2 separate regions of the Homo sapiens genome follow, and region 2 is linked to region 1. A link is an interaction called in ENCODE POLR2A ChIA-PET data of the cell type or tissue named here. Cell type or tissue: Caco-2. All regions are shown on one strand. Links, peaks and the distances in the headings refer to the core of each region. The heading gives the core; the rest is flanking DNA.

Region 1 (8,088 bases), core at 1,717-6,716:
TCTCTCTCAGTGCTCAGAGTTTGAGATGGCCAGGGAGGAGCTACGTGTTTGCAGCCAGGGTAAAAATGAGTCAGACCAGAAGGCTTAAATCCCTGTCTGAGAACATTTAGGGCCCTCAACACTGTTGTGTTACAGATACAGGAAACCAGGTCTGTGCTTTTATTCATCGTCATGATTCAGTCAGATATGCAGATGTTTCTCTTTTGGGGGGATTAGCTGAGCCAGTGCCACCTATGATGGTTTGCATATGTGGATGTTTATCTCAGTTTCTACCTGAAAAAGCTAAAGCCATTGATAATATCCAAGGTGAAAATAATTAGGAGTGGACGACCTTCCACCCACAACTTAACTTCATCCAATTAACAGGGCATTCATCATGAGGTAATAAGCCTATTTATGACTGTTTGGAAGATCAACATCTTTAAAAGTCTCTGGTGCTTAAGGAGCTTACAGAATGGAGACAGTTACTCTAAAACAAAGACCTGCAAATTATGGCTGCCACCTACATTTTTTTGTAAGTAAAAGTATATTGGAATCGCCACACCGTTTATATATCATCTGTGGCCGCTTTTGTACTATAGTGGCAGAGTTGAGTAGTTGAGATGGAGACCTCTATGGCTGCAACACCTAAAATATTTACTCTCTGGTGGTTTTTTGTTTGTTTGTTTGTTTGTTTGTTTTCTCTGTCACCCAGGCTGGAATCCAGTGGCGCAATCTCTGCTCATGGCAACCTCTGCCTCCCGGGTTCAAGCAATTCTCGCACCTGAGCCTCTCAAATAGCTGGGATTACAGGCACCTGCCATCATGCCTGGCTAATTTTTTTTGTATTTTTAGTAGAGATGGGGTTTCACCATGTTGGCCAGGCTGGTTTCAAACTCCTGACCTCAAGTGATCCACCCGCCTCAGCCTCCCAAAGTACTAGGATTACAGGCGTGAGCCACCACGCCCAGCCTGGTGTTTTATTCAAAAAGTTTGTTGACTCCTGCTCTAGAAACATCGGTGTTCCTCTGAACCTAGCCATGACTTTTTCTATGGGTTTTTCAAGCCTTTTCATTTGTGTGTCTCACCTACCCCCAGCCTTCACCCACCTTTTTTTTTCCTAATTGGTAGTAACATAGAACTTGAGTAGAGTCTTAGCTGCTAACATTTTGAGCACTTACTAGATGCCAGATCTGTGCAAGGTTCTAGTCATGTATTGACTCAGTTAATCCTCATGATAACCCATCGAGTTAGGTACACTTTACAGGTGGAGTCCCATGGGTAGGAAGTGGCAGAGCTCAGATTTACATGTAGACAGTTGGGCCCCTGCCAGCCGTGCCTGTGACTAGAACTCTAAGCTGCCTCGCAATTGTGCTTTTCTCGCTCTCTCAAAACCTAACCAAATTATGTGTACGCATTTTTTACAAGCCTGTTTATTTTAGAGTATATGATACAATGATGATAATGGATAAATAAGACCTGGAAAAGCAAGATGATAAGAAAACCAAGGTTGGGTTTGGGCATGGGGGTGAGCTCAAGAGAACATGAGGTACAGAGGCTGTGAGACCATTTAGTTGCTGGAGCTAACTTTTAAGATCTTTAGCTCTGAATTTCTTGACAGCCAGATGATAAAAAGGAGACACAGTCATGTAAGTAGCACTTATAAAGGAGGAGAAAAGAACTTTGCCAGTATTTACAAAGCTTTTCTTAGCATTTATCTAAATTATTGCAAAAGGAACTTTCATGGAACTCATCAATGGGAGTTTTCTACTCTTGTAAGCAGCAAATACTTCCTCTTCCAGGATGGTTTCATGACCAGTGAAGTCTCTGTCCTGGGCATGCGTGCTACAGTCTGTTTTACTTCTTGAACCCCAAATCTGAAAGTATTGCCAGAGGGATCCTCTCTGAGAGAAGGATCATTCATGAAACCTTGTGGGAGGCAGGACTGTGCAGATAACGACGGCAGCATTTAATTCATTTTTGTCACTCACCATTCTTCTCCCACTCTCCAACTCTGCACGTGGATGAAATTGAGCTGTTGGTGATGTCAAATATGTAGGAATATCCTCTACCCATTCCCTTCCCAAGTTCAGAGCCTTTTCTTCTAGAGCTACCTCGGGCTGTCCCTCCAAGGAACCTTCCCTAACAATCTCTCCCAGGCACTCAGGCTAAGCACCTCTTTTCTGGGACTCACAGTTTCTTGTGCTTACGTTTAAAGATCATGTATTCCCAGGATCACAAATATTTTTGTATTATGTGCATGTTAAAATGTTATGGTTGGGTATTTTTTAATTTTTTATAAATGAAATATAGCATACATACGTAAATGCGCAGTATGATGAATCACTATGGTGTGAACACCCACATAAACACCAACCAAGGTCAGGAGACAGCACGTGGCCAGTGCCCTAGAAGCTTCCCAGGTGTCCTTGTTGATCATACACCATTTCGTCCCACTGTCCTGACGCTTATGACCATCAGTTTTCTGCTTTTCTTTATACTTTTACCACCTATGTGTGTACTCAGACTTTATAGTTTGGTTTTGATTGTTTTGAATTTTCTCTAAAGGGGATTGTACTGTATGTATTTTTCAGTGTCATGCTTCTTTCACTTCACATTATATTCCTGATTCTTTGGTGTATTGGGTAGAGCTGAAGTTCATTTGTTTTATTGCTTCAGAGCAATGTTTCTTAACCTGATTTTTTCATCATTGCCCCCAAGGATCCCTTTTAAACTTTTTTTCTAATTGCCTTCTCCTCTCCACCATGAAATTTTATTACCTGAGATATTGTATATTGGTTTATTTGCTCTGTGTGTGTGTGTGTGTGTGTGTGTGTGTGTGTGTGTGTGTGTGTGTATGTTTTATATAAATAAGGAATAATTTTTTTTATCCCCAAAGCATCAATTTTTACCCCCTTGGGGATGCTACCCACCTCACTGGGAATGCATGCTTCAGAGCAGGGACCCCACCCTCAGCACTATTGCCATGTTGCACCTGATAATTCTTCATTGTGGGGCTTCCCTGTGCACTGTGGGATGTCTGGCAGCATCCCTGGGCCTCTACCCACTGGATGCCATGAGCATGTCTGCCGAGGTATGACAACCTCAAACATTTCCAGACATAGCCACATGTCCCCTGTGGGGCTAAAGAGCTCCTGGTTGAGAACCACCGATGTTATTGAGCACAAACTGAACACCGGTGTGTGTGTGACAGCAGGTCAAATAAACATGCTGTGTCTGTCCCTGGCATTCACCCTTCTTCTTATTGCCATGGAGATTTTGCATAGTATATTAAGGGAAAACACAATTACAATTGGTGCATATAATATGCCAGTTTTGAGGGAAGAAAACACTGCTGTATATTATTTGCGTATATTTGGGGAGTGTGTGGGTCTGTGTAAATCTAGACGGCTGTATACTAAAATGCTTGCAGTGATTATCTCTGGGCAATGGAATTAATGGATACTTTTCCTGTTTTCTTTTCATTTTTCTAGCATTTCTACCATGGGAAGGTATTATTTATGTGATGTTTAAAGTATCTACTTTCTATTCTAGGGAAGAATACCACTACAATCTGAACACCAGTTTGGTGTTTTTTGTTTTTCTTATTTCTCAGTGGTGGGAGAGGGTTAATAGGAGGTAAACTTTTATGGTGAATTGTTGGTGTTTTTTCTTTTAGTCAGTTTTGAGGTCTGAGTGAAGGAAATTTTTCCAGCAGTCATTAAGCCTTGTCATCTTAGCAGATGCTCAGATATTTTCCCACACAAAAGCTTGCATTAGGGTGGCTACATTAGGATCTCCTCATTTTTCCCTGCTCTTTTTTCACTCACAGGTTGAAAATGAATATGGCAGCTACTTTGCCTGTGATTTTGACTACCTGCGCTTCCTGCAGAAGCGCTTTCGCCACCATCTGGGGGATGATGTGGTTCTGTTTACCACTGATGGAGCACATAAAACATTCCTGAAATGTGGGGCCCTGCAGGGCCTCTACACCACGGTGGACTTTGGAACAGGTTGGTGTTTGTAGTAACAGAAATTGCAGCTTAAAATCAGCTTTTTACTCAGTCAGTTGCTCTGGGCAGCTGTTGTTATAAGTGTCATGGGCAGATTGAGATTTTTCATGTTTTCATTTTTCAAGGAACAGGTAGAATAGAATACTTGCACCCCTCAGTAACAGAGGGTTATCTGTAGGCCAAGAGCTTCCAGGGTAGCTGCATTTTCAGCACTGGTGGAGCTAGCCTGGAAAATGGAGTACTGCTATCTCAGGGGCTAGGCTGGCCCACCCAAGATGAAGAAGCAGGTAGGCATCTCCAGCTGTGAGAAGCTCTACCTTGAGGCAGTCACCTTTTAGGCTGTGTCTGGGGCGCGCTTCTCTGCTCTTTCTGCCCTCCCTGTCCTCCCACCTTGGCAGGACACTCGGGGTTATGCCTTGGCTGTAGCCAACCTTGAGGTCAGCCACTGGCTGGGAACTTACCTTATGCTTTGTTGTCTTTCTGCATAACTTAGAACACTGAACTGTCAGGGCTGGAGGTGGTTTGGCAGATGCTACAAAGGCTATGCCAGATTCCTTACACAGTGCTGTGTAAACTGTGGAGATGCTGCAAGTGAAGGTTACAGATGGGTGGGCAATGTGGTTAGGATGCTTCTGGCCATAAGTAATATTAAGAGAGACTTCATTTAGGAGAGTGGCTTTCATAAAGGATATGACAGCTGTATTCGTCCATTCTTGCACTGCCCTAAATAAATACCAGAGACTGGGTAATTTACAAAGAAAAGAGGTTTAATGGACTCACAGGCTGTATAGGAAGCCTGGTGGCAACAGCTTCTGGGGAGGCCTTAGGAAACTTAAAATCATGGCAGAAGGCAAAGGGAAAGCAGGCACGTCTTACATGGACAGAGCGGGAGGAAGAGATAGGAAGGGAAGTGCTACATACTTTTAAACAACCAGATCTCATAACTCATTCACTCACTATCAGGAGAATAGCACTGAGGGGATGGTGCTAACCCATTCACAAGCACTTTGCCCCCACGATCCAGTCGCCTGCCACCAGGCCCTACCTCCAACACTGGGGATTATAGTTCGACATGAGATTTGGTGGGGACACAGATCTAACACAGATCCAAACCATATCAACAGCTAAATGTCTGACTGGACTTTTTTTGTGTGTGTGGCTATGAAAGACATTATTGAGAAATTGCAATCTTTGAATAAAGTCTGTAGATTAGATAAGAGTACTGTATCAGTATAATTTCCTGATTTTTAGAAGTATATTGTGTTTATTTAAAGAATGCCTTTGTTCTGAGAGAATGAACACTGATGTATTTAGGGATAAAGGGCCATCACATCTGCAATTTATTCTCAGGTGGCTCAGAAAAATGTATATTTTTATAGAGAAACTGATAGTGTATATCTAGTAAAATGCTAACAATTGGGAAATCTAGGTGAAGGGAATAGGAGAGTTTTTTTGTACTATTCTTACAACATTCTGTAAGTTTGAAATCACTGCAGAATAAAAAGTTACAGGCTAGGCATGGTGGCAAGTGCCTGTAGTCCTAGCTACTAGGGAGGATGAGGTGGGAAGATCACTTGAGCCCACGAGTTCAAGGCTGCGGTGAGCTGTGATTGTGCCACTGCACCCCAAGCTGGGCAACAGAGCAAGACCCTGTCTCAAAAAAAAAAAAAGATACACACACACAAAAAAGACCAGTTCCTTGAGTAGCATAAAGACCCTGATGTTCTCCCCTCTGAGGTAAAAGGCACTTCATGTGCATTGCACAGCCAATGTTTGCCTCTCTTAAGAGGGATGTACAGAAGACTGAAATGAGGAAATTAGCCTGGTGTTGCTTTTTTTTTTTTTTTTTTTTTTTTTTTTTGAGGTGGAGTTTCGCTCTTGTTGCCCAGGCTGGAGTGCAACGACCCGATCCTGGCTTACTGCAACCTCTGCCTCCTGGGTTCAAGCATTCTCCTACCTCAGCCTCCCAAGTAGCTGGGATTACAGGCACCTGCCACCACGCCTGGCTAATTTTTGTATTTTTAGTAGAGACAGGGTTTCACCATGTTGGCCCGGCTGGTTTCAAACTCCTAACCTCACATGATCTGCCTGCCTCGGCCTCCCAAAGTGTTGGGATTACAGGCGTGAGCCACCGCGCCCGGTCTGTAGTCACATTTTTTAAGAGGTTCTTCTACCTTATCAAAAAAGAGAAGAACAGAAAAGAACTGACCTTAAGTGAATGGAGTGTTTCGAGAGCATTTGGTGATAAAAGGACTCATCCGTTAGGTTGGTTAGGTTGGTGCAAAAGTGATTGCAGTTTTTGCCTTTTAAAAAAAAAAAACGGGCCCAGCGCAGTGCCTCCTACCTGTAATCCCAGCAGTTTGGGAGGCCAAGGCAGGCGGATCATGAGTTCAGGAGTTTGAGACCAGCCTGGCCAACATGGTGAAACCCCATCTCCACTAAAGATACAAAAATTAGCTGGTACAAAAATCGTGGTGGCGCACTTTTGTAATCCCAGCTACTTAGGAGGCTGAGGCAGGAGAATTGCTTGAACCCGGGAGCCAGAGGTTGCAGTGAGCTGAGATTGCGCCACTACACTCCAGCCTGGGCAACAGAGCGAAACTCCATCTCAAAAAAAAAAAAAAAAAAGAAAAGAAAACCATGACAAAAACCACAATTACTTTTGCACCAACCTAATACAAAGCGCTGCAGAGGAAGTGACATGCCGGTTTCCTCCTGCTTTGGCCAGGCTTCTCATCACAGCGATGAAAAAGCACGGCATTTTTCTGTTGGGAGGAACAAATTGAAGGTGATTATGATTGTGTTTTAAGCATAATTTGTATGTGAGGTGACAGCGTGACTGTCACTGCTAGGGGTTGGAGAATAGACAACCACAAGGCCAGGGTGCCTGGGGCAGATGGGCCCTCCAGTCTGAGGCTTTTGCCAGCTTCATTGCTTTGTGTGGGAGAGGGGCATTGCCCGATGGGTCTCATGAGAACAGTGTTTAAAGAGCTGAATGCCACCTAATGCTTAATAGTGAGAAAGACAGCCAATGAGATTCTGCTCTTTCTCAATCAGCATATTCTGTCCTGAAAGCTGGCCTTACAGAGAAGCCAAAGGCCCATCTCAGAGCAAGTGGTTATCAGAGGGTCTTGGCTGGGGCCACGTCCACCCTGGGATACCTGCTGTGGGAACTGGGTTGTGAAGTGTGGGGCCAGGGCATTCTCTGCTCGGGTTGGTGTGGACACTGCTCATGCTTCCTCTTTCCCCAGTGTTTGGCAGCCCATTCCTTCTCTGTGGAGAAATTCTTTTTTGTTTTAGAGGAGGAAGGGAAAATAGAAGACACGAGAGGCAAGACAAGACACCCCTAATGGGACATTTCATGAGGAAAACTTGAGAGCAAGTGGTTTGGAATGGCTGATGTACAAATTAGAATCCAGAGTATATTCCATTATTCAGGGGTAAACACAATTAGAGCCCCCACATCCCTTTGATTTCTTAATTAACTGGCAAATATTTGTGGTAGTATCATGTGTATGGTGTTATTGAGGCTGTAAGTATCTTCAAACCAGGCTCATCCTGTGGGGTGCATCCAGGTCAACCAGATGTTCTTGTGAAGAGATAAGCCCACAAGATATGTGTCCAGGCCCTGGGGAAACACAGATAAAGAAGACAGGCCTGTGAAGGGAACTCTTGTGCAGACAGGAAAGGCCACGGGGACCTCCTCAGAGAGGAAGCAATGTTCTCTGGTCCACACACATCTTCAAATGGGTCCAATCAGAAGCTAGCTTGGAAGTATTCCAGGCCCATGGGGTGTGGGAAGGGAAAGGGGCCTGTCTTAGTCAGTGTGGGCTGCTATAACAAAATATCTTAGACTGGGTAATTTATAAACAAAAGAAATTTATTGCTCACAGTTCTAGAGGTGGTGAAGTCCAAAATTAAGATGCCAGCAGATTCAGTGTCTGGCAAGGGCTTGCTCTCTGCTTCAAAAATGGTGCCGTGCCTTCTTGCTGTGCCCTCACATGGTCAGGAAGCTCCGTTGAGCCTCTTTTTATTTATTTATTATTATTATTTTTTTTAATAAAAAAAATATTTTTGAGATGGAGTGTCACTCTGT
Region 2 (5,000 bases), core at 1-5,000, 540 kb after region 1:
ATTAAATTGGCCCCCCCTGAATAATTCCGTATACTCTCCCTCCACACTTTAAATATTTCACTGCACTCTCTTGCTTGCATTGTTTCTGAAAAGGAATCAGATGAATTTCTTATGTTTGCTCCTCTAGAGGATATTTTTTCCTCTGGCTTCTTTCAAGACTTTTTCTTTAATTTTCTGTAATTTGAATATGATATGCCTAGGTGTAGGGTTTTTTTTTTTCATTTATTTTTCATTTTATTTTATTATTTTATTAATTTTATTTTATTTTTTGAGACAAGTTCTCACTCTGTTGCTCAGGCTGGAGTGCAGTGACTCAATCAGGGCTCACTACAACCTCTGCCTCCCAGGCTCAAGCAATCCTCCCAGCTCAGCCTCCCTAGTAGCTGGGGCTACAGGCATGCGCCACCACACCCAGCTAATTTTTGTATTGTTCGTGGAGACAGGGTTTCACCGTGTTGTTCAGGCTGGTCTCAGACTCCTGGGCTCAAGCAATCCTCTTGCCTCGACCTCCCAAAGTGTTGGGATTACAGGTGTGAGCCACCGCACCCAGCCCATTTATCTTTCTTAATGCTTCCTGAACTTCATGGATCTGTAGTTTGGTGTAACATTAATCTGGGGAAATTCTCAGTCATTGCTTCAAATATTTATTTTGTTCCTTTCTTCTCTTGGTATGCCTATTATCTACATGTTACACCGTTTGGACTTGCCCCACAGTTCTTGCACATTTTGTTCCTTTGTGTGCGTGTGTGTCTGTTTTTTCTTTGCTTTTCAGTTTTGGAAGTTGCTATTGACGTGTCCTCCAGCTCAGCAATTCTTTCCTCAGCTTAGCGATTCTCTCCTTCAATCCAGTCTGCTAGTGAGCCCATCAAAGGCATTCTTTGTTAGCTTTTTCTTAATCTCTAGCATTTCTTTTTGATACGCTCTTAGACTTCACCTCTCTGCTTAACATTACCCATCTGTTCTTGCATGTTGTCTACTTTTTCCACTAGAGTCCTTAGCGTATTAGTCATAGTTGTTTTAAATTCATGGTCTGATAATTCCAACATCGCTGCTATATCCCAGTCTGGTTCTGATGCTTGCTCTGTCTTCAAACTGTTTTTTGTATGCTTCGTACTTTTTTATTAACAGCTGGATATGATGTACAGTAAAAGGAACTCTGGTAAGTAGTCATTTAGCGGTATGGGGGGAGAGGAAGCTTTCTGTATTTGTATGATAAGGTCTCAGTTTTAGCAAGCCTGTGCCCCTGGGATGTAAACTTCACAAGTGCTTTTCAGTACCCCCACCCCCTTTAGGTGGGACAGGATGTCTAGAAGGGGCTGGAGTTAGGTGTTTCCCTTCCACCAGGTTGATTTGGCTCTGATAAAACCTCAACAGGTAAGGCTGTGGCAGAATCATTTTTCTTGAGGACAGGCCTTGTTAAGAACAGAATGCTCTGGCATATTTCAAAATGGTTACTTTCCCCCTCCCTTGCCAGAAGCACGAGAGATCTTCATGGTGAAATCTTCACTCTGATCTTCACGGTGAGAACCTGGGAGAGCTCCTAGAGGTAAAACTCACAAAGTGTGGGGACCCTCTTATGACTGGGTGTTTGTAGAATTATTAACTCACACACTTACCCAAACTGAACCTCTGGGCAATTCATCAATTACAATTCAGATTCCTCTGTCCCAGTACTGGTTCCCATGGAGGTGTATGCCCAGTGATTTCTGCTCCGGTAAGTTGTGATTCTGTGTCACCTGTCTGTCTCCAATTTGGGAGGCAGTGGTTTGCCCTGTGACCATTTCTCCCACAGCTCTACTGCTTTTTCTTTTTTTTTTTTTCAGACGAAATTTTGCTCTTGTTGCCCAGGCTGGAGCGCAATGGCATGATCTTAGCTCACTGCAACCTCCGCCTCCCGGGTTCAAGCGATTCTCCTGCCTCAGCCTCCCGAGCAGCTGGGACTACAGGCACCTGCCAACATGCCCAGCTAATATTTGTATATTTAGTAGAGATGGGGTTTCACCATGTTGACCAGGCTTATCTTGAACTCCTGACCTCAGGTGATCCACCCGCCTCGGCCTCCCAAAGTGCTGGGATTACAGGTGTGAGCCACCGCGCCCTGACAGCTCTACTTAGGACAAAGTGATGACCTCAAAACTCCTTACATGCTGACTGGAAATCTTATTTACCCCCCTCAAGATCCTCAGTCATATCTGCAAAGTCTCTGCCAAGTCAGGTAAAATTTGCAGGTTCCAGGGATTTGAATGTGGACATTTTTGGGGGCACTGTTACTCAGCCTAACCACAGGATGTCTGGGTGATTTTCAGTCTTTCAATTGTTATTACGAATGATGCTGTTGTAAACACTGTTGAATATGTTTGATGGAAAACGTGTTTTCATTTCTGTTGGGTGTTTATGCAGGAGTGGATTATTGGGTCCATAGGTTATATATGTTTTCAACCTTAGCAGATAAAGCCAAAGTTTTTCCAAAGTGGTTTTAAGAATTCCCATTCTTGGGGGGAAATATTTGCAATCATAGATCTGAGAAAGGCCCAGTATCCAGAATATATAAAGAACTCTTACAATTCAATAACAAGATAGCCCAATTTAAAGATGGGCAAGGGATTTGAAGAGGCACTTCTCCAAAGAAGTTATAAAAATGCAAAATAAGCGTATGAAAAGATACTTAACATCTTTAGTTATTGGGAATATGAAAATAAAAACCACAATAAGATACCACTTCACAACCACTAGGATGGCTAAAATAATAAGTGTTGGTGAGGACTTGAAGAAACTGGAACCCCCATCCATTGCTGGTGGGAGTGTAAAGTGGTGCAACTGCTTTGGGAAACAGTTTAGTGGTTCTTCATAAGGTTAAATGTTACCATATGACCCAGCCATTCCATGTCAAGGTTTATACTAATCACAAATGAGAACATATGTCCTCACAGAAACTTGTATACAAATGTGTACAGCAGCATTATTCATAATAGCCAAAAGGCAGAAGCAACCCAAACATCTATCAACAGACAGACAGATAAATGAAATGACATATCCATACAATAAAATATTATTCAGCCATGAAAAGAAATGGAGTGTTGATGTATGCTACAACATGAATGAACCCTGAAAACATGTTAAGTCAAAGAAGCTAGTCACAAAAAGCCATATTGTGTGATTTCATTTATGTGAAATATCTAGAACAGCAAATCTGCTGAGACAGAAAGTAGATTAGTGGGTTGCTAGAAGGTAGAGGAAGGAGGAAATGAGGAGTGGCTGCTAGTGGGGTTTATTTGGGGGGTAAGGAAAGTACTCTAGAATTACATAGTGGTGGTAGTCGCACAATCTTGTGAATATACTAAAAACTACTGACTTGTACACTTCAAAAGGGTGAATTTTGGGCCAGGCGCTGTGGCTCACGCCTGTAATCCCAGCACTTTGGGAGGCTGAGGCGGGTGGATCACGAGGTCAGGAGATCGAGACCATCCTGGCTAACACAGTGAAACCCCGTCTCTACTAAAAATACAAAAAATTAGCTGGGTGTGGTGGCACGCACCTGTAGTCCCAGCTACTCGGGAGGCTGAAGCAGGAGAATCGCTTGAACCCGGGAGGCGGAGGTTGCAGTGAGCTGAGATCATGCCACTGCACTCCAGCTTGGGCAACAGAGTGAGACTCCATCTCAAAAAAAAAAAAAAGTGAATTTTATGTGAATTATATATAATTTTTTAAAAAAGAATTTCCATGACTTACCAGCAACATGAGAGTTGCAGTTGCTCCACATCCTTGTCTACACAAACTATTGACTGTCTGCAGTTTTAGACATTCTGCAGATGTATGGTAGGATCTTGTGGTTTAAATTGTGTTTCCTTGATAACTAATGAAGTTAAGCATATTTCATGTGTACTGGCCTTTGGATATCCTCTTTTGTAAAGTACTTGTTTAAGAGTCTTGTCCTTTTTGGAGGCGGAGGGGGCGACTGTATGACTTTTTCTTATTTATTTATTTTTTTAAGACGGAGTTTCGCTCTTGTTGCCCAGGCTGGAGTGCAATGGCGTGATTTCGGCTCACCACAACCTCTGCCTCCTGGGTTCAAGCGATTCTCCTGCTTCAGCCTCCCAAGTAGCTGGGATTACAGGCATGAACCACCATGCCAGGCTATTTTGTATTTTTAGTAGAGATGGGGTTTCTCCATGTTGGTCAGGCTGGTCTTGAACTCCTGACCTCAGATGATCCACCTGCCTCGGCCTCCCAAAGTGCTGGGATTACAGGTGTGAGCCACTGTGCCTGGCCTGACTTTTTCTTATCGTCTCATTCTTTTTCCGTCCTTCCTTCCTTCCTTCCTTCCTTCCTTCCTTCCTTCCTTCCTTCCTTCCTTCCTTCCTCCCTCCCTCCCTCCCTCTCTCTCTCTCTTTTTCTTTCTTTCTTTCTTTTTTACAGAGTCTCACTCTGTTGCCCAGGCTGGAGTGCAGTGGTGTGATCTCGGCTTACTACAACCTCCACTTCCCAGATTCAAGCGATTTTTGTGCCTCAACCTCCTGAGTAGCTGGGATTCCAGGCATGCACCACCACACCTGGCTAATTTTTGTATTATTAGTAGAAATGAGGTTTCGCCATGTTGGCCATGCTGGTCTCGAACTCCTGACCTCAGGTGATCTGCCCACTTCAGCCTCCCAAAGGGTTGGAATTACAGGCGTGAGCCACCACACCCAGCCTTGTCTCATTCTTTACATATTCAGAATACTGCTTCCAGTCAGGTATGTATTGCAAATATCTTTTTCTACTCTGTGGTTTCCCTTTTCACTCTTATTGGTGTCTTTTGATGAATACAAGCTACTGATTTCAATATAGCTCAATTTATCAGCTTTTCTTTATGGTTATTGCTTTCATAACCTGTTTTTAAGAAGTCTTTGCCAGCTGGGCATGGTGGCTTACACCATAGTCCCAGCACTTTGGGAGGCCAAGGTGGGAAGATCACTTGAGCCAACTTGAGCCAAGGAGTTTGAGACCAGCCTGGGCAATAC

The links. Peaks named below come from ENCODE experiments on the same cell type or tissue, not always from the same donor. Only the 100,000 strongest peaks of a DNase experiment are listed, where the experiment ranks them.
Region 2: POLR2A ChIA-PET joins it to region 1 with 6 read pairs; 2 of 35 experiments call an interaction of 5 or more read pairs at or near these places.

What each region holds. Positions count from the first base shown.
Region 1 is chr3:33,053,993-33,062,080 of GRCh38, reverse strand. It overlaps GLB1 (galactosidase beta 1), which reads left to right. Exons shown (of 16, transcript NM_000404.4): 6 at 3,812-3,992. Among named protein-coding and RNA genes, the nearest start is that of GLB1, 39 kb to the left of the region's middle. RefSeq lists enhancers at 146-195, 4,287-4,366, 4,517-4,566, 6,730-6,809. In Caco-2, for the core only: no CTCF peak of the experiment used is centred there; DNase peaks (open chromatin) are centred at 3,920, 4,445 and 5,010; H3K4me3 peaks cover 244 bases.
Region 2 is chr3:32,518,750-32,523,749 of GRCh38, reverse strand. No RefSeq gene overlaps it. Among named protein-coding and RNA genes, the nearest start is that of MIR548AY, 15 kb to the right of the region's middle. In Caco-2, for the core only: no CTCF peak of the experiment used is centred there; no DNase peak of the experiment used is centred there.